Regions from separate parts of the Homo sapiens genome. Here region 1 is linked to region 2. A link is a loop called in an ENCODE intact Hi-C map of the cell type or tissue named here. Cell type or tissue: heart left ventricle. All regions are shown on one strand. Links, peaks and the distances in the headings refer to the core of each region. The heading gives the core; the rest is flanking DNA. Region 1 overlaps TLK2 (tousled like kinase 2). Region 2 overlaps MRC2 (mannose receptor C-type 2).

What was found. Hi-C counts contacts between places; a loop is a spot of excess contacts. Peaks named below come from ENCODE experiments on the same cell type or tissue, not always from the same donor. Only the 100,000 strongest peaks of a DNase experiment are listed, where the experiment ranks them.
Region 1: it touches region 2 in a loop (4-fold over the local background); 2 of 110 quality-filtered maps call a loop at or near these places.

What each region holds. Positions count from the first base shown.
Region 1 is chr17:62,579,728-62,588,617 of GRCh38, reverse strand. TLK2 (tousled like kinase 2) reads right to left here. Exons shown (of 22, transcript NM_006852.6): 15 at 8,426-8,507; 16 at 2,392-2,483. Among named protein-coding and RNA genes, the nearest start is that of MRC2, 43 kb to the left of the region's middle. In heart left ventricle, for the core only: no CTCF peak of the experiment used is centred there; no DNase peak of the experiment used is centred there.
Region 2 is chr17:62,638,032-62,655,648 of GRCh38, reverse strand. All of the region lies in intron 1 of MRC2 (mannose receptor C-type 2), which reads right to left. Among named protein-coding and RNA genes, the nearest start is that of MRC2, 19 kb to the right of the region's middle. RefSeq lists enhancers at 951-1,661, 2,374-3,084, 3,085-3,796. In heart left ventricle, for the core only: no CTCF peak of the experiment used is centred there; a DNase peak (open chromatin) is centred at 7,247; H3K27ac peaks cover 1,917 bases.

The DNA of each region.
Region 1 (8,890 bases), core at 2,570-5,069, 64 kb after region 2:
CACAACAACTCACACACCCTCTCCCCAAGGTGTCTGCCAAATAGGAAATGCCCCCTCCTCAGATGAGCTCAGGCACCATGATCCCTCCTCTGATGAGGAAACAGAGTAGAAAGGCACCAATGCCAGCCTGGAACTTGAATGGAAAGAACTTAGACAAATAGGACCATCCCCTTCACGTGCTCTCTGATTCTGTCTGGTAGAGACATATGTGAGAAAACACCCAATCCATACCCACCAGGCCTCAGAGTGCTTGCCAACTGTTTGAAGGAGGGACAAGGCCCGGCTTCCACTCCTCAGTGTTTCAAAAGGCTAGATGGGCAGAACGCCCACCTGCAGTTGCTGTGGTATCCAACACTAGAGCTCTCTGCAAGGTCAGCCAGAAACCTGGATACTGAGACTAGGCAAAATACATATACGTCTCAGCACAGGAGACGTATATGTATAAAAATATGTATATGTATAGATGTATACGTATATTTTATACATATACAGATGTATACGTATATTTTATACATATACAGATGTATACGTATATTTTATACATATACAGATGTATACGTATATTTTATACATATACAGATGTATACGTATATTTTATACATATACAGATGTATACGTATATTTTATACATATACAGATGTATACGTATATTTTATACATATACATCTGTATATGTATAAAAATGCCCTACAGGGCATTTTTAAAGAGAAGCATGTACTGGTCCAACACCCTTAGGCATTCTTAGGGTCTCAATACAGTAGTGGCATTGCTCACTTATAACTGGTCAGAACAACATGTGCTTTCCTTCTCTGAAGTGCTCCTGGCACTCACTACGGTGTGCCACTCATCCCTACATATCAAGTGACTGGAATGTTCTTATAATAATGTAACTGCTCCTCAGGAGCATCTGGACTGCAGCTGCCTGTCACCTAAGAAACACACGCAGGGTGCCACAGGTCATCCCTTCTCCCTCTGCTAAGCCCTGTTGCTCTTAATGTAGCAGGAACCTTCCCTTCTCCAGTGCTGAGCACCACTGCCCATCTGTCTGGAACAGGAAGAACTTCTGGGTCCCTGATGAACAAGAGGTATAGAGCAAGAGTTGCCTTGGACCAGGCTAGAAGCCAACTAAAGGGCTACTTCAAAGACCACTGTTTTTCCCCTTCCAAATTATTATTTATAAAACAAACAAACAAACAAACAAAACACCAAAAAAAACCAAGACTGCCTTTATAGAAAGGAGGTGTTTGCTTTGTCAAAAAAGCCTGTCCCCTCCTTTCAAGGGCAGGACTTGTCTGATTCAATACTTGTACCAACAACAAGGAAACAAAACTAAGCCCAGTGGGGAACCTAATAGCAAATTAAGTCTGCATAGCCTCTAAAGCAAATGAGCCATGAACTCCAACGTTCAGAAGCTTGGGGAGATATAGGCAAAACCTGACATCAGTGGAACAAAGCAATTCACAGCTGTGCATATTGTAACAATTCATTTTAAAGAAGCCCCCCCTCTCTACCCCACATCCCAAGTACAGATGAAGGCTGCCACTAGTACTATTCTATAGAGAAGCAAGCACAGAAGTGGGACCCTGAAGACCAAGAACTTTGAGATGGGCAAACTGTGACCGGGAGGAGAACATAGCACAGAGAGGCTGAACAAGTCAAACAGGTGCCACCAAGACACACCAGGTGCCCCCAGTCTCTTCTAGAAGGAAATGACTGAAGTAGCAGAAACAGCCCACCAGCAGCTCCCTAGGGTCTAGTTTCTATAGACAAGCAACAATTTTTTTTTTTTTTGAGATGCAGTCTCGCACTCGCACCATCACCCAGGCTGGAGTGCAGTGACGTGATCTCGGCTCACTGCAAGCTCTGCCTCCCGAGTTCACGCCATTCTCCTACCTCAGCCTCCCGAGTAGCTGGGACTACAGATGCCTGCCACCACGCCCAACTAATTTTTTGTATTTTTAGTAGAGACGGGGTTTCACCGTGTTAGCCAGGATGGTCTCGATCTCCTGACTTCGTGATCTGCCTGCCTCAGCCTCCCAAAGTGCTGGGATTACAGGTGTGAGCCACCGTGCCCGGCCAGCAAAAATGATTTCTAAGGCTTTATTTACTATAGCTATTTCTAGCCACAAAGGAAGGGAAGGTTAAGAGTACCTAGGGCTTTGGATTCAGGAAAGTCTGGATTTAAATACCAGCTCAGCCACTTCCTGTTACTCCAATTCTGTAAGCATCAGTTTCCTCGTCGTAACACTGAGAATGTATTTATTCTCTCAGGGCAGTTATGAAGATTACATAAAACAAAACCAACAACAATGCACGTAAAGCTTGTAGCATAATGCTCAAACTACAGGTATTATTTAATTTTAAAAAGTCAGACACTCAAGTATCACTTACTTGTGGTAATTCTCCTTTTTCTCATCTCTCCAGTTTTTATTTAACTGGTGAATTTTCACAGCTACGTATCTTTGCTCTGTTAGATCAAATGCCTATAAAGAGAATAAATTATATACTGGGTAAATGTTAAGAAAAATTACAGGTAACTGATGTGAAGCTTTAATTTAACATATAACATAATCAAAGTCCAAAATACATTATTAAATACATCACATACTTATATCAGTGTTGCAAGCACCTTCTTGAAACTTGTGATTAGATAATTTAGAAGTCTCCAGACACACTGGCACCAAGGGATTTAGAACATAAAACCAGGCCAACACCACAAACAGAAAGATAGCCCCTGCCTTCAGAATCATTTCCCAACCATTCTCTTTCTGGACACCATCTATTCCTGTCTGGGACCCGTCTGCCTTAGGTTGTCTCTTATCCTTCAGTTGACACTGGGACTTTACAAGCTTCAAACATCCTGTCACTTTTGAAATTCCAGGGACACACACTGCCTGCCTCCTGGAGAAAATAACCCCTCACAATATACTTCTTTGGTATGATTGTTTACAAAACCACCCTGTAATTTGGCATATTGTTTATTAAAATAAAAAGAGAAACAAGAACAAAAAACAGCCCTGCCTTTAGTCCCATCTCTATATGCTGGGTAAATGAAAAGTGGTTTTGTTGTTGTTGTTTTTGAGACGGAGTCTCGCTCTGTCGCCCAGGCTGGAGTGCAACGGTGCAATCTTGGCTCACTGCAACCTCTGTCTCTCGGGTTCAAGTGATTCTCCTGCCTCAGCTTCCTGAGTAGCTGGGATTACAGGCACGCACCATCACGCCCGGCTAATTTTTGTATTTTTAGTAGAGATGGGGTTTCACCATGTTGGTCAGGCTGGTCTCCTGACCTCAGGCGATCCGCCCCGCTTCGGCCTCCCAAAGTGCTGGGATTACAGGCGTGAGCCACTGCGCCTGGCCGAAAAGCAGTTTCTAATCCCAAAAATGGCTGAAGTTAGTCACCCCAAGTCACTTCTCCAGCACTGTCCAGAGGCAGGAACCAGCTTTCCCCAATGGCCACCACTGCCAGCAAGTCCTGCATCAGCTATGTAGTGCTTGCTATAGCACAGTGAAAAAGGTAACATGGATTTTTGAGGAAGCTGGGTGTAAATCATAATTTGATAAAGTAATCTTTCAATTCAATTGAAGATTTCCCTCCAAACAAAAGAATTTATTGCATAGCTTCTTTAGAATAGTTTTTCTTAGTTTGTAAAGTTTAGATTAAAAGCTTACTACTTCAGTTTCAACACTGTTATCACCCATCTGCTAATTTCCACAAATATACAAATAAATGAAGGCAACAAGTGCAGAAAACAGTACCTAAATAGGGTGATCACTACTTTACAGATCTATCTAAACCTAAGTTTCTCTGGATAAGCACTGCATGTAGAGAGAGCTGCTTATAAAATAGAGAAACTTCCATCATTTATACCAAATTAAAACCAGTATGTTTAAAGTATAAAAACCACTCACTTCAGACATAATATCTTATTTCACAAAAATTGCAACATTTTTTATTTTTATTTTTTTATCTAGACAGGGCTTCAATGTGTTTGCCAGGCTGTTTTTGAACTCCTGGCCTCAAGTAATCTTCCCACCTTGGCCTCTCAAAATATTGGGTTAGAGGCAGTAGAGGCCATGCCCGGCCAAAAATGGAAACTTTTGAACTTCTTTTCTTAAAGAATCTTCAGTCCATTCACAATCATGAATACCATTATGGCTTCACAGTAGAAAACCATTTCAAATAATTTTTAAAAACATTAAATAAGCCGGGCGCGATGGCTCACACCTGTAATCTCAGCACTTTGGGAGGCCGAGGGAGGTGGATCATGAGGTCGGGAGATCGAGACCATCCTAACATGGTGAAACCCTGTCTCTACTAAAAAATATACAAAAAATTAGCCGGGTGTGGTGGCGGACACCTGTAGTCCCAGCTACTTGGGAAGCTGAGGCAGGAGAATGGCGTGAACCCGGGAGGCAGAGGTTGCAGTGAGCCGAGATAGCACCACTGCACTCTCCAGCCTGGGCGACAGAGCGAGATTCCGTATCAAAAAAAAAAAAAAAAAAAAAAAAACCACAAAAGAAAAAAACATTAAATACCACCCAATTTATAAGAGCACCAATGCTATTTCAAGCATAATTTTCTCTAACTACTACACTGTACTTCTATTCTAAATCCAAGACACTGTGACCTACCACTGACTTAAGAAAGGATTGTGGAGAGTGGAGAACAGCAAAAGAAAAACTACATTAAATGCACACATCACTGTAAGAAGTATTTAGATTTCAGAAATAAAATGTGTGGGGCTCAGCGTGGTGGCTCACACCTGTAATCCCAGCACTTTGGGAGGCCGAGGCAGGCAGATCACGAGGTCAGGAATTTGAAACCAGCCTAGCCAACATAGTAAAACCCCGTCTCTACCAAAAAATACAAAAATTATCCGGGTGTGGGGTCGGGCGCCTGTAATCCCAGCTACTCGGGAGGCTGAGCCAGGAGAATCACTTGAACCCGGGAGGCAGAGGTTGCAGCAGTGAGCCAAGATCACACCATTACACTACAGCCTGGACGACAGAGTGAGACTCTGTCTCAAGAGAAAAAGAAATAAAATGTTTGAAGAAATACATTAGGAAAAAATAGGATGATCAAATTACTAAAAGTAACTGGGAGGCACCAAGAACCAATTTTGATGATTTAAAATTACATACACTTCTAGGTATACATCCAAAAGAATTGAAAGCAGAGTCTCACAGAGATAACTGGACACCCAAATTCAAAACAGCACTATAGGCTGGGTGCGGTGGCTTGTGCCTATAATCCCAGCACTTTGGGAGGCAGAGATGGGCGGATCATTTGAGGTCAGGAGTTCGAGACTAGCCTGGCCAACACAGTGAAATCCCGTCTCTACTAAAAATACAAAAAAAATAGCTGGGCTTGGTGGTGCACACCTGTAATCCTAGCTACTGGAAGAGGCTGAGGCAGCAGAATCACTTGAACTGGGGAGATGGAGGTTGCAGTGAGCCGAGATTGCACCACTGCACTCCAGCCTGGGCGACAGAGCAAGACTCTGTCTCAAAACAAACAAACAAACAAAACAAAAACAAAAACAACAGCACTATACACGGTAGGCGAGAGATGGAAGCAACCCAAGTGTCCATCGACAGAGGAGGATAAACAAAATGTGGTACATACAATAAAATATTAAGTGATCTTAAAAAGGAAGGCAATCTTGTCACATGCTATAGCACAGATGAACCTTGAGGACATTATGCTAAGTAAAATAAGCTGATTATAAAAAGACGTAGTATGAGTCCACTTCTGTAAGAAATCTAAACATAGTCAAATTCAGAGTAACAGAATGTAAAATGGTTCCAAGGACAAGGAGGAGGGGGAAAGGAAAGTTGGTTAATGGCTACAGAGTTTCAGTTTTGGAAGATGAAAGAAAGTTTGAGATCTATTTCACAAAAAGTGTGAATGTACTTTACTGAACTACACACTTAAAAATGGTTAAGATGGTAAATTTTATATCTATCTTTTTACAATAAAAAATTACAAAGAAAATAAACTAAGCATTGACTTAAGAATGAACATAAATAAAAATGAAGAAAGCAGAAAGAAGGAATGAAAGCAGACATTAATGAAATAGAAAACTAACCAAATAGTTTTGATCAACAAAAAAGTTGATTCTTAGGAAAAAAATTAATAACAACACTGACTAATCTCTAGCCTATCAATCAAGAAACACAAAAATAAAAATTTTACAAGAACAGAGAAGTAACTAAGATGTGGAAAATATTTTTAAAAAATCTAGGCCAAGCATGGTGGCTGTAATCCTAGCACTTTGGAAGACTGAGGGGTGAAGATCACTTCAGGCTAGGAGTTTGAGACCAGCTTAGGCAGCACAGTGAAACCCTGTCTCTATTAAAAAAGAAAAAAAAATCTAAATGAAATAGATTTCCTAGAAAAATTAAATTACCAAAACTGACTTAAGAAGGGAGAGAAAATCTGAATATATCAATAGTTGTAGAAGAAATTGAAAACACAGCCAAATGTTTTCCACTAACTCAACATCTCCCAGGAGATTTTTCTTTTCTTTCTTTGTAGAGGCATGGTCTTGCTATGTTGCCCAGGCTGGTTTCAAACTCCTGTGCTCAAGTGATCCTCCTGCCTCGGCTCCCAGAGTGCTGGGATTATAGACATGAGCCACAGAGACTGTCCTGCCCAAGAATTTTTATGAGTCAACTCTAACAAACTTTCAAGGAGCCAACAATTCCCAAGTGATGAAAAGGGTTCCAGAGCATGGAAAAAAAGAGACTTCACAACTCTATCTAAGTAGCTAGAATAATTATGACATCAAATTTTGACAAAGCTGCTTGCATACAAAAGGTGACTATGGGCCAATCCTACTTATAAACACAGATTAAAAAATACAAATAAGATACTAGAAGCCAGGTGCAGTGGCTCATGCCTGTAACCCCAACACTTTGGGAAGCCAAGGTGTGATCACTTGAGCCCAAGAGTTCAAGACCAGCCTGGGCAACATGATGAAACCCTGTCACTATAAAAAAAAATACAAAAATTAGCCAGGTATGGTGGTACACACCTGTAATCCCAGCACTTTGGGAGGCTGAGATGGGAGTACACTTCAGCTCTGGAGTGGGAGGTTGCAGTGAGCCGAGACTGCACTGCTGCACTCTAGCCTGGGTGTCAGAGTGAGACAATGTCTCCAAAAAAAAAAAAAAAAAGATACTAGAATATCAAAACCAGTAGAGTAGTGCACTAATCATAATATAGTTCTGGAGATGAACAGTGATGTAGTGATGTCAGTCGCACAACACTGTAGTACTTAATGCCACTGAAACATATACTTAATAAAATCACAGCTGGGTGCAGTGTCTCACACCTGTAATCTCAGCACCCTGGGAGGCCAAGGCAGGAGGATTGCTTGAGCCCATAAGTTTGAGACCTGCCTGGGCAATGTAGCAAGACCCCGTCTCTAGAAAAAATTTAAAAATTAGTGCACTGGGCCTGTAGTCCCAGCTACTCAAGAGGTTGAGGCAGGAGGCTTGCTTGTGCCCAGCAGTTTGAGGCTGCAATGAACTATGATTGTGCTACCTTACTCCAGCCTGGGCAATAGAGCAAGACCCCATCTCTAAAATAAATAAATAAATAAAACCACAATTTAAAAAAAATTAAAATAAGAAAACAGTAGAAATAGTTTTACCGTTTTTATTTGCAATGAAAACTATTTTACTGAAAAGATTTATCACATATAAATTCATATGAGCATAACATAAATCCTAACAGTGAAAGCTGTATTTCTGAAAGGGACAGCTATGCAACAAAGACTACTTAATAAACAATTCTGTACTTTACAGACAGGTGCCAGAAACACGTAGAAAAATCAAACCCACATGTTATGGATCTGTAGCTATATTTAAAACATATTGAATCCCTCATTTGGTAAAAATCAACCTGGAAGCTCAGCAGCCTGTACTTCGCTAGCCCAACTGAAGCACTCTAAGCCAGGACACTCTTTCAGACTGCCAGTGCTAGTAAATGATATTAGAACACTTCTAAAACAAAAAGCAGGTTTTCCAATGGAAAAAAACCTATTCTTATTGGAAACAGGTTTGACACATCTATTCTGTAAAAGAAAGAAAGATAGCACATACTTTTTTCTAACAAATATGTATGAGGCAGGAAGTACAGAACCAGAATAAAAATCATAATTCCACGACCCAGTATATTTCCTTCTTGTTTTTTAAATCTATAATTATTTATTTTTCAAACTTGAAAATGGCAATACTGTATTCTGCTTGGTCACTTAGGTTTATTGAAAGCTGTTTTCCCAAAGATACAGGTTTTTAAAGTTTTTGAATTTCAACCAATGGATATCAACCTACAATTATCAGTATTCTTAATGTTCTCCAAGTTGGTAGGAGCCGATAATTTAACCCCCAGTCTTTGTATCCAGTTCCTTATACTTACCTTGTAAACTTCACTGAAACCTCCTCTACCCAAAAGATGTAACAACAAATATCTGTCATTTAGCGTTGGATGATCTTTAAATCTGTGGAAACAGGGAACATGTAACACCCTGAGATCATGGACTACAGTCTTCCACGCTTGCAAAATTCCCAGAATATCTAACACATTATACATATAATTATAGCTGCTGTTGGTAGTTTGACAATCAACATCAACATGGCAAATACTGAGTATAAAGTTACACAGTTCAAAGAGGCAGTGTAATTACAATGAACAGCACCAGCTATAGAGCCACAGGACTTGGGTGCTGGTCTCAGTGTAGCTACACTAGACCTTTCTTGCTCCTCCTCCTTTTTTCTGCCCTGCTATACAATGAGGGAGGGTAGATTAGAGATTTTTAGATTGTGCTATTTGGCTCCTCCAAACTATTCAAGGGCCACATGTTCCCACCATTTCAAAACTACA
Region 2 (17,617 bases), core at 5,859-8,358:
TTCCTGGGCTCAAGTGATCCTCCCACCTAAGCCCCCAGAATAACTGGGACTATAGGCATGCACCCCACCATGCCCAGCTAATTGTTGTTTGTTTGTTTGTTTGTTTTGAGATGGAGTCTCGCTCTGTTGCCCAGGCTGGAGTGCAGTGGCGCGATCTCGGCTCACTGCAAGCTCCTCCTCCAGGGTTCACACCATTCTCCTGCCTCAGCCTCCCGAGTAGCTGGGACTACAGGCGCCCGCCACCATGCCCGGCTAATTTTTTTGTATTTTTAGTAGAAACGGGGTTTCACCATGTTAGCCAGGATGGTCTCAATCTCCTGACCTCGTGATCTACCCACCTTGGCCTCCCAAAGTGTTTGTGTTTGAGACGGAGTCTGCTCTGTTGCCCAGCCTGGAGTGCAGTGGAGCGATCTCCACTCACTGCAGGCTCCACCCCTGGGGTTCATGCCATTCTCCTGCCTCAGCCTCCCGAGTAGCTGGGACTACAGGCGCCCGCCACCACGCCCGGCTAATTTTTTTGTATTTATAGTAGAGACAGGGTTTCACCGCATTAGCCAGGATGGTCTCGATCTCCTGACCTCGTGATCCGCCTGCCTCGGCCTCCCAAAGTGCTGGGATTACAGGTGTGAGCCACCGCACGCAGCCCCAGCTAATTGTTTTTACTTTTTGTAGAGACGGAGTCTTGCTTTGTTGCCCAAGCTGATCTTGAACTCCTGGCCCCAACCTCCTGATCCTCCTACCTTGGCCTTCCAAAGTGCAGGATTTCTAGGTGTGAGCCACCGTGTCTAGTTTGATAGGAATATTTCTGATGTAGTCCACACTTCTTGTTTCTCAGACATCCAGGTCATCACCTGGGAAACATGCCTGTGCTCATGGGCAACTGGGTTTTAAAGCAATTTGCCCTACATTGAGTAACCCATCTCCTTCCTCCTTGATGGTCACTGAGGCCTCCTCTCCCGTCCTGTCTGCTTCAAGGCACACAATGCTTTGGTGAAGTCGCGAGGCTGAGTGCAAAGGCTTGACAACAGTTTGTGTCTCTGGAGCAAAACCCTCAGCTGTTGCTGCAGTTTCCCCGGACTCAGCCCATCCACAGAGGCAGCCAGAGGTCTGACCTCAGATAAGACGGCTGCTCTCCACAAGACATCACAGATGAAGGAGGCAGATGAGAAGTTAATTCTAGCATGGTGCCTGGCATGCAGCGGACTCTCAACAAATATGTGTTGAATGAGAGGCATGTCACATAAAACCCTGAAAGGCACAAGCAGAGACAAGGACAAGGAAGGCATTCCAAGGACAAGGAAGGCGGTCCAAGCTGCCCAACCGCAGGAGCAAAGGCTGCAGGCAGGAACGCAGGGCCCAGCGACCACCTGGCTTAGCTCCTGGAAAGCTGGGGGCTGGAGGACAGCTGGCCAGCCCTGGAGGGGACTCAGTTCCATCCCTGAGGGCATGGCAGGGTGGCCTCCAGCCTCTGAGCCTCTCTCCCTTCACTGCCCCTCCCCAGGCCACGCAGAGGCGAGGGGTCATCCCAGGGAGAGCCAGAGGCCGCCTGAAAGGGCCGCCAGCCAAGAGGAGCAGCTGTTTTCAATGAGCTGCTTAACCTCCAGGCCAGGCCTGGAAATGTCCTTGAGTCAGCAGAAGCTGCCAGCCCCACCCTGCTAAGAGGCCAACCCTGGGGACCCAGCACCCCACCCTGCACCACCCCTGGCTAGAGACTGTGTCCACGTACATGCATGCACATTAGATCCTGGGCTGGACGAGGGGGGCATTGCTTCCATGGAGGACGGGGGTTACATGATATCGAAGCCCAATACCCCGCCCAACTGTGCAACATCCCCACCGACATCCTGAACCATGGTGGGTTTCCCTCTACCGGCCACCTTCCCCTTTTCACACCCTCCTCCCTCCTCCCCAACAGCCCCTCCATCCCAGCCAGGCCAAACTGCTTTCCTCCCACAGCTTAAAGTGCTTGTGCCTAAAACCTACACACACAGTCCCAGTGTTGCGCTGTTGCTGTCACAGGCCACCCTTTGTAGAGCAGTGGCGGGCTTCCCCCACCAGTCATTTCCAGAGATGCTTTTCTCCCCACTTCAAATCTCTGTGCTGCAGACTGTGATATCCTGTGTTCTAGGAAGACATTAAATCACACTCTGGCAGGGAATGGGTGGAGAGGTGGGACTGTCCCTCCACCTACTAAATGCAGGCGGTGGTGGGGAAGGCGACTGTCACCTTTCCCGCGGTTTTGCTGATCCTCCAGACCCCGCCCCGGGGGTGGGGGCGGGGGTGGGGGTAATGCGGGCTGAGTGGAAGCTAGCCCCGCCCCTGGGGTTCTCTGGGAAGGCAAATCCTCACCCGCGCTGGCCTTCCCCTTCGCAGTGTCATGGTGTTTGATCTCATCCCCTGCTGGCTTTTGTCTTAGACCAAAGCATCACAGTATTTTCGGCCAGTCCTCCCCCAGGCCCCCCTTGCCGGAGGAACTGGAGAGCGGCCGCGCTACAGCAAGCAGCAATCGCTCTCGCCTCCAGCCTCTGCTCCGGGCAGCGCCCGGCCCTTTCCTCCCACTGGCTCTTCCTCACCGGGGGTCACCAGGCCTGGATCCCCAGAGTCCGAGCATCCCGGGGGCGGGCACACCTTGACCCCTTTCTCCCCCAACCCAGTGCCCAGGATCTGGGGCTCCCAGATCCACCTGCTCTTGGAGTTCCGAGTCTTCTCTGCTTCTGCTCCCAAGGGGCACCCCTGCCCCCGCCATCGTGCGCCCCCAACTCCAAGGAGCGCCCCTCCCCAAGCCACCGTTCGCCCTCAATCTGCGGCACGCCCCTCCCCCCGCCACCGTGTGCCCCTCCCTCCACCGAGCACCCCTCCCCCTGCCATCGTGCACCCCCCCAAGCGGCGCCACTTCCTCTGTCACCGTGAGCCCCCTCTCCACTGGGCGCCCCTCCCTCCACCGCCGTGCGCCCCTCAATCTGTGGCACTTCCCGCTCCGCCGCCTCCCGCCCAGCTAGACAAATGCCCGGTCTGCGTGGCCGCTGCCCCTGGCGCCGTCTGCTAGCCCGCAGCCAAAATAAACAGCCCAAGAGCCACTTCCTTCCCCGTGGGGGGAATTTTCACAACGACGGCTGGCTCCAGTCGCGGCAGGAAGTGGCTTTCTGGGCCAACGATCCAACCTCATTGACCAGGCCGCTGAGGGCAGAATTCGGGAATGGGACCCGGAGCGCGGGGGCGGAGGCAGAGCCTCGCCGTGGCCACGCGATCACTTGTGCCCTCGCGGGGACCCCATCGCCGACAGCGGCCACCACTCCATAACGCAGGTGCGGAAGGCCTCTGCCGAGCCACACCTGTTCATTTCTCCGTGCGGGGGTGTTGTGCGCCTGCCCTTTCTTAAAATCATGGACAGGTTAGGACTCCACGCCTGGTTGATTGAGGACGAACCAGTGAGTGACTGCGTGACTTTATTAGGAGACATCCATACGAATTTGGGGGAAAGCATTTTTTTAAAATGTAGTTTTGACAAAGTGTCTACAAGGTGTGTGGGGTGGGGAGTAACCGAAAGCGGAAATATTACACGTGCCCCTCTGGTTCATTGAAGAGTCAGCAGAAATGAAGAAAATCTTTGGGCCTTTCTGTAATTTACAATTTTCCATAGTGAAAATTTATGTTTTCTGACTTAAAAGAAAAAAACAACTTAGATACCCCCCCACAAACAAAAGAAATGTGTAGCAAAATGTATTCAACCAGAATGATTAGTTCCTGAGAAACTGAGGTTTAAAATATTAACAGTCAGGCAGGGCGCGGTGGCTCACGCCTTTAATTCCAGCATTTTGGGAGGCCGAGGCAGGTGGATCACTTAAGGCCAGGAGTTTGAGACCAGCCTGGCCAACATGGTGAAACTCCATCTCTAATAAAAATACAAAAATTAGCTGGGTATGGTGGCAGATGTGGTGGTGTATGCCTGAGGAGACTGAGGCAGGAGAATTGCTTGAACCCGGGAGGAGGAGGTTACAGTGAGCCCAGATCGCACCACTGCACTCTAGCCTGGGGGACAGAGTGAAACTCGTCTCCGTAAAGAAGGAGAAAAAAATTAACTTTCAATTCAATTTCTTGGTAATGGTCTTTCAAGTAACACTTGACAAAAAAGGTAGAGATTCCCAACAACCTGCACTGGAGGTTTTCACTGGCCAAGTGCCCACTGAGGACCCAGGCTCTGCCCCTGGCTTCTCCATGCCCTGGACCTTTGCCTGGCATGAGTCTGAGCTTGTGAAAGATGTTTGTCGGCCGGGCGCAGTGGCTCACGCCTGTAATCCCAGCACTCTGGGAGGCCGAGGTGGGTGGATCACGAGGTCAAGAGATAGAGACCATTCTGGCCAACATGGTGAAACCCTGTCTCTACTAAAAGTACAAAAATTTGCTGGGCGTGGTGGCGTTCGCCTGTAGTCCCAGCTACTTGGGAGGCTGAGGCAGAAGAATTGCTTGAACCCAGGAGGCGGAGGTTGCAGTGAGCCGAGATCGCACTACTGCACTCCAGCCTGGCGACAGAGCGAGACTGCGTTTAAAAAAAAAAAAAAAAAGATGTTTGTCAAATGACAGAATGACTGTGAATGGAGGGATCTTAGAATTCATCTTGCCAATCGTTTAGAACGGGAAACTGAACACAGAAAGGTTAAGTGACTTGTCCAGGGATGTTCAAGGAACCTGGACCATGGCCTTTCTATTAGGTCTAAACCTCATCAGAGTCCTAAACAGCACTGTGCCAGTATTTGCTTCTCTAGGCAAATCATATCATTTACGTCAATACCGACAATGAAATGGCAAGTTAGTGATCATTACACCAGCACCACAAGCATGAACCAGGCCTGCCCCCGGCAAACTGGGACCTGTGGTCACCCTGCGCTTGTAAAAAGAGACACAAAGAATGCCAGGCATTAACCATGCGCGTCCAGGCACCAGACAGTGGGTTCCAAGGCTTTTCATTAATCCTTATAACAACCCTCAGATGTAGGCAAAATTCTGATCTGCACTTGACAGATGAGGAAACTGAGGTATTAAATAACTGAGAGATTAACATCTTGATAACACAGTTAATAAGGGGAAGAGCTGGGAAGGATGGCCAGGCAGACTTATTCCAGAGCGGACTCCAGCTAGCCTCCGAATTTTAGATGATAGCCCACAGGCAAGTTGTGTTTGGCTTCAGGATGTGTGAGAGAGATTACACATAAAAATGTAGATTTCCAGTCGAGGCAGCATGCCTGCAGGGTGCCAGCCACAAGAGCTGGTGCAGCTGCCCACCTGGGAGGGGTGTGGGCTCACCGGTTTGCCACAGTCTCCACCCATCCCTTTTGTGCCCCCACCATACACACACACTGAAGTGGAATGAGAGTGGCCATATAGTATCATGCTTGTACCCTTGTTTTTCTGAGTGGCAAAGCATTTTTCAGTATCCTGGTGTCTATTAAGAATGACGGCCAAGCATGGTGGCTCATGCCTGTGATCCCAGCATTTTGGGAGGCAGAGGCAGGCAGATCACTTGAGGCCAAGAGTTCGAGGCCAGCCTGGCCAACATGGTGAGACACCGTCTCTACTAAAAATACAAAACTTAGCCGGGTGTGGTGGCGGGTGCCTGTAGTCCCAGCTACTCAGGAGGCTGAGGCAGGAGAATCACTTGAACCCTGGAGGCGGAGGTTGCAGTGAGCCGAGATAGTGCCACTCCAACCTCAGCAATAGAGCGACACTCTTGTCTCAAAAAAATTTTAAAAAAAATTAAAAAAAAAAAAGAATGACAAGAAGGCTGTATCTATTTCAAAATAAAACAAAACAAAAAATGTATGTATCGGTGGGGCGGGGGGGGTCTGCTGCCCTGCCAACATGATTGATGTCAAATGACACTGTGACACGCTGCATAGGAGACATGAGACACATTTGAAGCACAGCACAATATGACTGAGAAATCAAGGCACGTTTCCTAATGAGCTGTTGCTCCACACATTGGCAATTCCCTGCCCTCCTGACATGGCAACATTCAAAGATCACTTGTTTGGTTCTAAAAGCAAGGCACGGCACTCTTTTTGAGACAGAGTCTCTCTCTGTCACGCAGGCTGGAGTGCAGTGATGAAATCTTGGCTCACTGCAGCCTTCACCTCCTGGGTTCAAGGGATTCTCCTGCCTCAGCCACCCAGGTAGCTGGGATTACAGGCGCCCACCACCATGCCTCGCTAATTTTTGTATTTTTAGTAGAGACGGGGTTTCGCCATGTTGGCCAGGTTGGTCTTGAACTCCCGACCTCAAGTGATCCATCTGCCTCAGCCTCCCAAAGTGCTGGGATTACAGGCATGAGCCACTGCGCCCAAATGGCACTCTTTAAAGTCAAGTGAATTTAGAATCCTTCTTGCTTGGGAACCTTCAAGATCTCCCTTTAAAATTCTAGCCAAAGATTGAGCACCTGCCAACTTCTGTGACGACAGATCAGCCGGGCCTGCCCCCACCTCCAGGAGGCACCATGGTGGAGGGCTTGGGAGGGCAGCTCTAGAATGTGGACCTACCCAGGTTCGCACCTCTGCTTGGGCCCTTGGGCCCTGGGATTGGCTGCCTCACTTCCGCAAGCCTCGATTTGGGAAGGACACGAATAAGACCTGTCTCCTGGGTTTCTGGGAGGACAAAGGGAGAGAAGGCTTCCTGTCCCTCTGTACCTGGGGAGCACAGAGTAATGGAAGGCCATTACTGCTTTTGATATTTAAGCAAGAACCTCTGCCCAGTTTTGGGCAGCGAGCTCAAGAATCTGTTTGTGTTTCACAGCGGAGAGCCTGGGAACCAGGCTTAGCAGACACTGCAATCTGGATAAGAAGAAACGATAAGAGGAAATACGGCCAAGGACTCCAGTGTTTAAGCTGCTCTTCAGAAGAATTAAAAGAAAAATAAACCCACGGTCCAGATGCAAAGTCCTCCCCCGACCCCAATTCCCATGGGTGCCCAGTCCCTTGCCACCACCATATGTTTCTGTCTTTGAACTCTGGACCCCTCCTCAGGTCTCCCAGGAGGGAGATGCAAGGAGAAGAGGAGGGTGTGTCAGGGAAAAGTAGGGGGCTCTCTGGAAGGGCTAGGGCAGGGCAGATAGGGTGTGCACTCTTTCAGCCACATTCCGGTTCTGCAGAAATAAACTCCAAGGGCAGCTGTAAAGGGAAAATGAGGTCACTCACAACGCAGCTGGAAGGGAAAGTGTGGAAAGAGGTGGGGCAGCGCCCACACCCCTTGGCCTGGCAGACACTGGGACGGGAGGAGTTGACCTGGGACCCTCACCAGGACCCTTGCGCAGTCACGCAACCTCCGCCTCCCGGGTTCAAGTGATTCTCCTGTCTCAGCCTCCTGAGTAGCTGGGATTACAGGCGTGTGCCATCACACCCAGCTTATTTTTGTATTTTTAGTAGAGATGGGGTTTCGCCATGTTGGCCAGGCTGGTCTCGAACTCCTGACCTCAAGTGATCCGCCCGCCTGGGCCTCTCAAAGTGCTGGGATAGCAGGCGTGAGCCACTATGCCCGGCCTGTTCTTCCCTCTCTAATATCAATTAAAAATTGATGGGGTGGTGAAGAGAACTCAGGCTCTAGATTCAAAGCTGGCTTTGAGTCCCAGTTCCTGAGCGAGTCACTTGACCCCTCCACTCTCAGTGTCCTCCTCTGGTCAGTGAAGAAAACACTCCTCCTGTCCACTGCGTAGACCAATTACTGAGCACTTAGCAGGTACCACTGAGCAGGTACCTCGTGCTGCCCGCTGGGTAGTTGGCAGGGATGGCTGAGATCATGGATGGGAAGATCTCACCTCACGGCTCCTCACAAAGGGAGCTCATGGGAGTAGCAGCCCCAGTGGGGCAACCTTTTTGCTGGAAAAATTGGCAGCATCTATCAAAAACCTTCAAAAGAATGAAAACTTTCACCCCAGAATTCATTTCCTAGGAATTTAACTTAAGGAAAGAACTAAGAATGTATACAAAGATTTAGCCACACAGCATTATTTACAATAGCAATGATGGGGGAGCAACTAATGTCCAACAATATAGTGTTGACTAAGTAAATGGAAATATATTCGTCTAATGGAATACTATGCACACAACAGAAATGTATAAAGGGTATTTAGACACAGAAGTTCACATTCTATTGCTGATTTTTTTTTTAAAGCAAAAATGGCAGGGCGCGGCAGCTCACACTTGTAATCTCAGCACTTCAGGAGGCCGAGGCGGGTGGATCACCTGAGGTCAGGAGTTCGAGACCAGCCTGACCAACATAGTGAAACCCCTTCTCAACTAAAATTACAAAAAATTAGCCAGGCATGGTGGCATGCACCTGTAATCCCAGCTACTCAGGAGGCTGAGGCAGGAGAATCACTTGAACCCAGGAGGCGGAGGTTGCAGTGAGCCAAGATCATGCCACTGTACTCCAGCATGGGCGATAGAGCAAGACTCTGTCTCAAAAAAAAAAAAAAAGAAAAAGAAAAAATGAATATATAGTATAACTTCATTTTTATTTTCTTTTAAATCAAGTAATGTCTAGAAAGACGCTTTTGCATTCTTGTTCTTAAAGTTGGGTGTCCAAATCGCCTGGGGAGCTTATTTGCAATGCCGGTGTGTGGGCCCTAGAGCAGTTCTACTGAATTAGAATCTCGGAGTGATGGAATATCTAGATTGTAAACAAGAGTCCCAAGCAATTCTGGGGTACATCAGGGTTCCAGAACAACTGTACATACCCAGGTGTTAACAGTGGTTATGACTGACTTATGAGATAGCTGTTGATTTTTATTTTCTTCTCTTTGTATTTGCTACAATTAATGTATTTGGTAATTAAAAAGAGATAGGGAATATATGGTGTGCATCTGTCCTTTGTTTCAAACTTAACCCTGCGGGACTTGAACTCATATATGCAGAGTTTGACACTAAACCCAGCACATTTGGAGAGGGTGAGCAAACAAGTAAACCAAAGAAGATCCTTCTGCGAGAGGCTCCAGATGGATGAGACCAACCATCCAATCCTGGTGCCAAGGAGCAGACACTGCTGACAGCAAAGAAGTGGGTGCCTTCAGAGGCATGAAGTTGACGTAGGTCAAGCACCTTTTCACCCTGACTGGGATCCACATCCGACTTCAGGTCTGAGCAAGGAGTCTGGTGTGCTACGATGTACACAGTGACACTTCTATCAGTGACAATGAGAAATGACCTGCCCAGCATGGTGGCATCACACCTATAAACACAGCACTTTGGGGCTGAGGCAGGAGGATAGCTTGAGCCCAGGAGTTCAAGACCAGCCTGGGCAACATAATGAGACCCTGTCTCTTAAAAAAAGAGAGAGAGGGGGCCGGGCGCGGTGGCTCACGCCTGTAATCCCAGCACTTTGGGAGGCTGAGGCAGGTGGATCACGAGGTCAGGAGATCAAGACAATCCTGGCCAACACGGTGAAACCCCGTCTCTACTAAAAATACAAAAAATTAGCTGGGCATGGTGGCAGGCGCCTGTAGTCCCAGCTACTTGGGAGGCTGAGGCAGGAGAATGGTGTGAACCTGGGAGGCAGAGCTTGCAGTGAGCCGAGATCGCACCACTGCACTCCAGCCTGGGCAACAGAGCAAGACTCCGTCTCAAAAAAAAAAAAAAAAAAATAGAAAAGGACAGAGAAATGACCTAAATGTCCAATAGGGGATAAGTTATGGTCCACTCACACAACAGAACCCTATGTAGCCAGTAGAAGTGTTGGGCAGAAATACATTGATGACATATTCCTGAATGAAAGAAGAACATTATGAAACAACATGAAAACATCTCTATAAAGTTTTTTACAGGGAAAGCCAGGTGCGGTGGCTCACACCTGTAATCCCAGCACTTTGGGAAGCTGAGGCAGGTGGATTGCTTGAGCTCAGGAGTTTGAGACCAGCCTGGGCAACATGGCAAAAACCCATCTCTACATAAAATACAGAAAAAAAAATTAGCTGCAGTTGGTGGTGCACACCTGTGGTCCTGCTTACTCAGGAGTCTGAGATGGGAGGATTGCTTGAGCCCAGAAGATTGAGGCTGCAGTGAGCCAAGATCATGCCACTGTACTCCAGCCTGGGCAACAGAGCAAGACTCCATCTCAAAAAAAAAAAAAAAAAAAAAAAATATATATATATATATATATATATATATATAATATATACACACACACATATTATGTGTATATATACACACACAATATGTATATTATATACGTGTGTATATATATCACATATATATATATTTTTGAGATGAATGTATATAATGTTTCTAGAGGACCATGCAAAGGAACCAGACCTGGATCACATTCCTTGCTCCTGTGATCCTGTCTCTTAGCCTCTCAGGCTCAATTTCTTTATCTGTGAAATGGAGGAATGTGAAGGTTTAAAATATGGGCTATACGGAATTATCTGATGCTGACCCTGGCTTACTTTATGTAAATTTACCGTTAGTAAATGATAATGGGGTCTCCCATTTCTCATTTGTTACACAAACATTATATGGAAACATTATAGTTTTTAAAAAGAAGGAAGCCTTCCAAAGGCCAATTCCCTAACTTACTGGCACCCTTCTGAGTTGCATTCGAGTCACGTACCAGGTACTGTCATTTCATGTTTATAAAATTTTGTGTCCTGTTGTTTTTCGAAAAGCAAACGTGTATGACAGCGTTTGAACCCTCCACCCCTCCCCTTCTGTGAACACTGGGCTAAGTCACAAAGATAAAGAAGAGAAAACTCGCGGTAGGGGGCTATTAATGGAGAGAGCACCAGGTGGTTCCCTGCAGACACAGAACCAGCTCCAGCTGGTGACCCTTGAGAGTCTCTCCCGCAGAATCTCGGAGGCTGACCCTCGACCACCAGCGTGGAGGAATCCTATGCCCTCACGTAAGTCCCAAATGAGGATCTGCGGGCTGTGCTGAAAAACACCACCTTCCAGGGAGGCTCTGACTGGCAGTGAGGAGTCACATGCTCATCCTCTGACCAATTACAGGACGGTACTGGGAACAGGACACAAATGCTGCTGGGGTCACGTGACTGACTGATCACAAGCAAAAGATGCCCGCTGCCACTCCATGGCCCAAGATACGAACATGTTTATTTCTTATTTTTATTTTTTGTAAAGATGGGGTCTTGCTATGTTGCCTAAGGTGGTCTTCAACTCCTGGCCTCCCAAAGTGCTGAGATTACAGGCGTGAGCCACGGCATCCCGCCTCCAGACATGTTTTTTTATTTTTCCAGACGGAGTCTTTCTCTTTTGCCCAGGGTGGAGTGCAGTGGTGTGATCTCGGCCCACTGCAACCTCCATCTTCTGGGTTCAAGCAATTCTCCTGCCTCAGCCTCTCGAGTAGCTGAGATTACAGGTGCCCATCACCACACCTTGCTAATTTTTGTATTTTTAGTAGAGACAGGGTTTCACCACGTCAGTCAGGCTGGTCTCAAACTCCCGACCTCAAGTGATCCACTTACCTCAGCCTCCCAAAGTGCTGGGATTACAGACAGGAGTCACCACACCCAGCCTCCAGACATGTTTAAAACAGAAAAATTTCATCTACAATCACCCCTGTTAAATAATATATTATGTAGTAGATAGCATAGTACAGTCTTTTAGTTTTACTGTGGTTTTTCTACCAATTTTATCTAGACATCCAAAATATTTCTATTCATATATATACACACACATGTAATACACATATATATACATAAATATACATGCACATATCCACACGCAAACATTTTTGGATCTTTTTTCACTTAACATTTCAGCAAAGGGATTTTTCTGTGTCCTTAAAAATATTCGTAAAAATCATCTTAATGGCTGTATATTATTCCATGATATAATATCACGTTTCATTTCATCATTTCCTAGCTATTACTTTAACTTATAAATAGAATTTCCTAATTATAATGTTACGTTGAACATATTATTATATCAATCTTTCCTGGCACTGTTGCGAGAGGTGAAATTGTTTTGCTAGTGATTTTAAACATTTTCCATTGGCTTATTAGCCACTGGCATTTCCTCTTGGTGAACTCCGTTCAGATCTTTTATAGTCTTATCTATTTTGATCTTTGTTGCCTTAAAACTATTGCAGGTTCCTGCGTTTTTCTCATAGTTTTATATGAGCTAGTTGCCATGTTTGTTACAGATCCCTTCCCTGTTTGTTGTTCTTTCTAAATTTTATTTGAAACCCTCCCTGGTTGCTGAGTACCCTTCTCCCGCACTAAAGGTAACCACTCTCCTGACTGCAAACAGCACAGATGAGTTGTGTCTTTTATTTTGGTATTTTCTTTTTTCTTTTCTTTTTCTTTTTTTTTTTTTTTTTTTTGACGGAGTTTCACTCTTTGTCACCCAGGCTGGAGTGCAGTGGTGTAATCTCAGCTCACTGCAACCTCCACCTCCCGGTTTCAAGTGATTCTCTTGCCTCAGCTTCCTGAGTAGCTGAGATTACAGGCACCTGCCGCCATGCCCAGCTAATTTTTGTATTTTTAGTAGAGACAGGGTTTCATCATGCTGGCCAGGCTGGTCTCGAACTCCTGACCTCAGGTGATCCACCTGCCTTGGACTCCCAAAGTGCTGGGATTACAGGCGAGAGCAACCGCGCCTGGCTATTTTGGTGTTTTCTATACATTGGGTCATATGGTATGAAGTAGCGTCTGGCTCAGTTTGTGAACTCCATCCATGCTGTGGCATGCAACTGGAGCTTGTTCATTCTCATCACTGTCTAATATTCAATTTTGTGAAGCTGCCACAATTCATCCATTCTATCGCTGATGGGCATTTGGGTGGTTTTCAGTTTGGCACTAGTTTTTAGTTTTTGGCTATTATGAATAATGCTACTATGAACAACTTTGCTTTTTTAAGACTATGGTTCAAATTCCTTAGGTTATCTACTAAATACAAAGGGGAGGCCAGCCATGGTGGTTCACACATGTAATCTCAGCACTTTGGGAGGCTGAGGCACATGGATCACTTGAGCTCAGGGGTTCACAACCAGCCTGGCCAACATGGTGAAACTCCATCTCTACTAAAAATACAAAAATTAGCCGGGCATGGTGTCAGGCACCTGTAATCCCAGCTACTTGGGAGGATGAGGCAGAATAATTGCTTGAACCTGGGAGGTGGAGGTTGCAGTGAGCTGAGATCGTGCTGCTGCACTCCAGCCTGGGTGACAGTGAGACTTCATCTCAGAAAAAGGGAAAAGGGACCTTTTTAGTGGAGAGATCTGGTAGACACCAGCTGAAACAAATGGTCAAAGTTAGCGTAAGGGAACAAATTGACATTGGTGTGACAGAATGGAAGGACACAACATCACCCATGAGTTCCCTTTCCAAAAACGTTTAATATGAATCCAGGAACGAGTAAACAATCAGACAAATTTAGACTGTGGGACGTTTTACAAAACAACTGGCCTGGGATCCTCAAAAATGCAATGCCGATAAAAGACAACAAGGCCAAGCAACTATTCTAGATTAAAGGAGATTAAAGAGACATGACACCTAATTGAATTCTGAATTTTAAAACAGCTATAAAGGACATTATTGGGACAAATGGAGAAATCCTAACACGGACTGCATATGAGAAAAAAAATTGCATCCGCTCTATTTCTTGGGTGTGATTAGATATTATGGTTACATAGTAGCATGTCTTTGTTTTTAGTTGTTACATGTTGAAGTATTTAGGTGTGAAATGTCATGTCTATAACTAACTTTCAAAGTTTCACCAAACAGACCCACCACACACACACACACACACACACAGAGAGTGAGATAAGCAAATGTGGCAAAATGTTAACAACTGGTGCTTCTAGGTGAAGAGTATATGGGTGCCCACTGTATTATTTTTTCAGTTTTTCCAGTGGTTTGAGAAAGAGTATTGTACCATATGCAGTCCTCTGGGATCTTTTCCCCCATTCAACATTAAGTCTCTAATATTCACCCATGTTGTTGCAAATAGCTGGAGTCCATTCGTCCACCTCTGTGTTACATTTCATTGTGTCTATTCTATAATTTATCCATATCTCTTTCCAAGTACATTTTTGTTTTTGCTACTATAAACAGTGCTTCCAAGCTCTTTGCAAACCATCAATGCCCTTACATACTTAGATCCTTCAGGAATGAGGTTAAATTTTTATGGGGTAATACCAGAATCCCCTTTCCTTGGGGACCAAGATGACTGCAAAGCTGCTTCCCGTTGAGTCCTTCCTATTCAGCCAGGCTAGTTTGTCTGGGAGTCGTTCTCCCCACTGTCAGACAGGTTCCTGTTTCTAGGTCTAAGGTTTTAGAGCAGTCGATTGCCTCCATCTTTCTTTTCTTTTCTTCTCTTTTTTTTTTTTTTTTTCTGAGACAGTCTCGGTCTGTTGGCCAGGCTGGAGTGCAATGGCGCCATCTCAGCTCACTGCAACCTCCACCTTCCGGATCCACCCACCTCGGCCTCCCAAAGTGCTGGGATTACGGGCATGAGCCATCGCACCCAGCCGATTTTTCTCTTAATGAACTTAAAAATTGCACCTACAGGCCAGGCACAGTGACTTATGCCTGTAACTCCAGCACTTTGAGAGGCTGAGGTAGATCACTTGAGGCCAGGAATTTGAGACCAGCCTGGGCAACATAGCAAGACCTTGTTTCTATTTAAAAAAAAAAAAATTAGGCCGGGCACAGTGGCTCACGCCTGTAATCTCAGCACTTTGGGAGGCTGAGGCTGAGGCGGGTGGATCATGAGGTCAGGAGATCGAGACCATCCTGGCTAACACAGTGAAACCCTGTCTCTACTAAAAAAAACACAAAAAACAAAAAACAAAAAAATTAGCCGGGCATGGTGGCGGGCACCTGTAGTCCCAGCTACTCAGGAGGCTGAGGCAGGAGAATGGCGTGAACCTGGGAGGCAGAGCTTGCAGTGAGCCGAGATCGTGCCACTGCACTCCAGCCTGGGCGACAGAGCGAGACTCTGTCTCAAAAAAAAAAAAAAAAATTAAATATTAGCCAGTGGTGGTGGTGTGCTTGTATTCTCAGCTACTGCGGAGGCTGAGGGGGGAAGATCACTTCAGCCCAGGAGGTCGAGGCTGCAGTGAATCCCACCATTGCATTCCAGCTTGTGCAACAGAGCGAGACAGTGTCTCAAAACAAAACAAAACAAAAAAGTGGACCTGCAAATGAAATCAGTGTACGTTTGAGATTATTTGTGGCACTCTATATTGGGAAGGGACTGCTTTCAAAACGCAAGCCTCAGGAAAGCAGGAATCATGCCTAGCCTGCTCACCACGGTGTTGGCAGCACCAAATACCATGCCTGGTACGTTTTCAATGTTCAGGAAAGAAAACAAAAACAAAGACACCAATTAACTGAATGAATGAACAAAGACACCAGTTAACTGAATGAATAAACGGACAGATGAATGTCAGGTATGCATCTTGTTTCCAGTATGTGCATATTAAATGTTGTAAGACTGTCTCACAGTCCTCAGAACTTTCCTTGTAAGAATCAGCTGGCCAGGCGTGGTGGCTCACACCTGTAATCCCAGCACTTTGGGAGGCCGAGGCAGGCAGATCACCTGAGGTCAGGAGTTCGAGACCAGCCTGACCAACATGAAGAAACCCCCGTCTCTACTAAAAATACAAAAAAAAAAAAAAAAAAAAAAAAGCTGGGCATGGTGGCAGGTGCCTGTAATCCCAGCTACTCGGGAGGCTGAGGCAGAAGAATTGCTTCAACCCAGGAGGCAGAGGTTGCAGTGAGCCAAGATCGAGCCATTGCACTCCAGCCTGGGCAACAAGTGCAAAACTCTGTCTCAAAAAAAAAGAATCATTAGCCATATATTTGTCACTTAAAGTTACGTAAATAATCCATCATGTGGTTTCCAATTTGTTTTGCTACTAAAGGCTGTGGCTCAAGCCTGTAGTCCCAACAACTCAGGAGGCTTAGGCGGGAGCATTGCTTAAGCCCAGGAGTTTGAGGCTGTAGTGAACTATGATTGTGCCACTGCACTCCAGCCCGGGCAACAGAGTGAGACCCAGTCTCTTAAAAACACTTCTAAGAACATTTTTTTTATCTTTGAGATTAATATCTTATAAATTACCAAAAGTAAAATTATGACATCAAAGGATAGGAATTCTTACATATCCAGTTTCTTACATATTGTCCGAAAGATTGAATCCTGAAAAACAGAACCAATTTACAGTCCCCCAGTCAGATATATTGGCTTCTTCACAGCTCTGCCAATACTAGCTTTTCTGTTTTTGCTAGTTTAAGTAGTTAAAGAAAGCTAATTTCCTTCATTTCCAGTGATCCTTGCACTTTGTTTGTTTATTTATTTATTTAAGACAAAGTCTCACTCTGTTGCCTAGGCTGGAGTGCAGTGGCACAATCTCGGCTCACCACAACCTCTGCCTCCTGGGTTCAAGTGATTCTCCTGCCTCAGCCCCCTCCCCAACTGAGTAGCTGGGATTACAGGAGTGTGCCACCACGCCCAGCTACTTTTTGTATTTTTGGTAGAGATGGGGTTTCACCATGTTGGCCAGGATGGTCTCAAAACTCCTGACCTCAGGTGATCCGCCTGCCTTGGCCTCCCAAAGTGCTGGGATTACAGGCATGAGCCACTGTGCCCGGCCCAATCCTTGCACTTTCTATGTGACAGCTTGCTATCTGAATTTCCTCAAGTGTGATCAACTATAAACTGAAATTAAAATTTCTAATTATAATCCAGGTGTCCTCATAACATTTATTTTTGTTTTATTTTGCTTTTGAGACAGAGTCTCGCTTTGTCACCCAGGCTGGAGTGCAGTGGCACGATCTCAGCTCACTGCAACCTCGGCCTCCAGGGTTAGGAGTTCAAGAGCAGCCTCAATCTCCCAAGTAGCTGGGATTACAGGCGCCCACCACCACGCCTGGCTAATTGTTTCTTTCTTTTTTTTTTTTTTTTTTTTGAGACAGGGTTTCACTCTGTCACCCAGGCTGGAGTGCAATGGCACCACCTCGGCTCACTGCAACCTCTGCCTCCCAGGTTCAAGCGATACTCCTACCTCACTCTCCTAAGCAGCTGGGATTACAGGCACACGTCGCCACACCTGGCTAATTTTTATATTTTTGGTAGAGACAGGGTTTCACCATGTTGTCCAGGCTGGTCTCGAACTCCTGACCTCGTGATCCGCCCACCTTGGCCTCCCAAAGGGCTGGGATTATAGGCATGAACCACCACGCCCGGCCATCCTCATAACATTTAAAAGTAAAAATTCCTTTTCCTATTAGTGTGTTTTTTCTGGTGTGTCTCACATTATTTTCTTATAACAGTTTAAATCCACTTCTGGAATTTTTTTCTAGTACATTGGACTTTTTTCTGTTTATTTTAATTTAAAACCATATGATGTTTTTCATGACCGTGGCATCATGTAAAATTCTAGAAGGGTAACTCTCATTGCCTTTCTATTAAAAAAAAAATTCTTTGGAACACTTGTCTTTCTTTTCTCATTTTCAACAAATATTTACTAAATAATACCAAATGCCAGCCTCATAGTTGCTCACGCCTGTAATCCCAACACCTTGGGAGGCTGGGGCAGGAGGAGCCCTTGAGCCCAGGAGTTCGAGACCAGCTTGGGCAACATAGGAAGACCCTCCCACTACTAAAAATAGGAG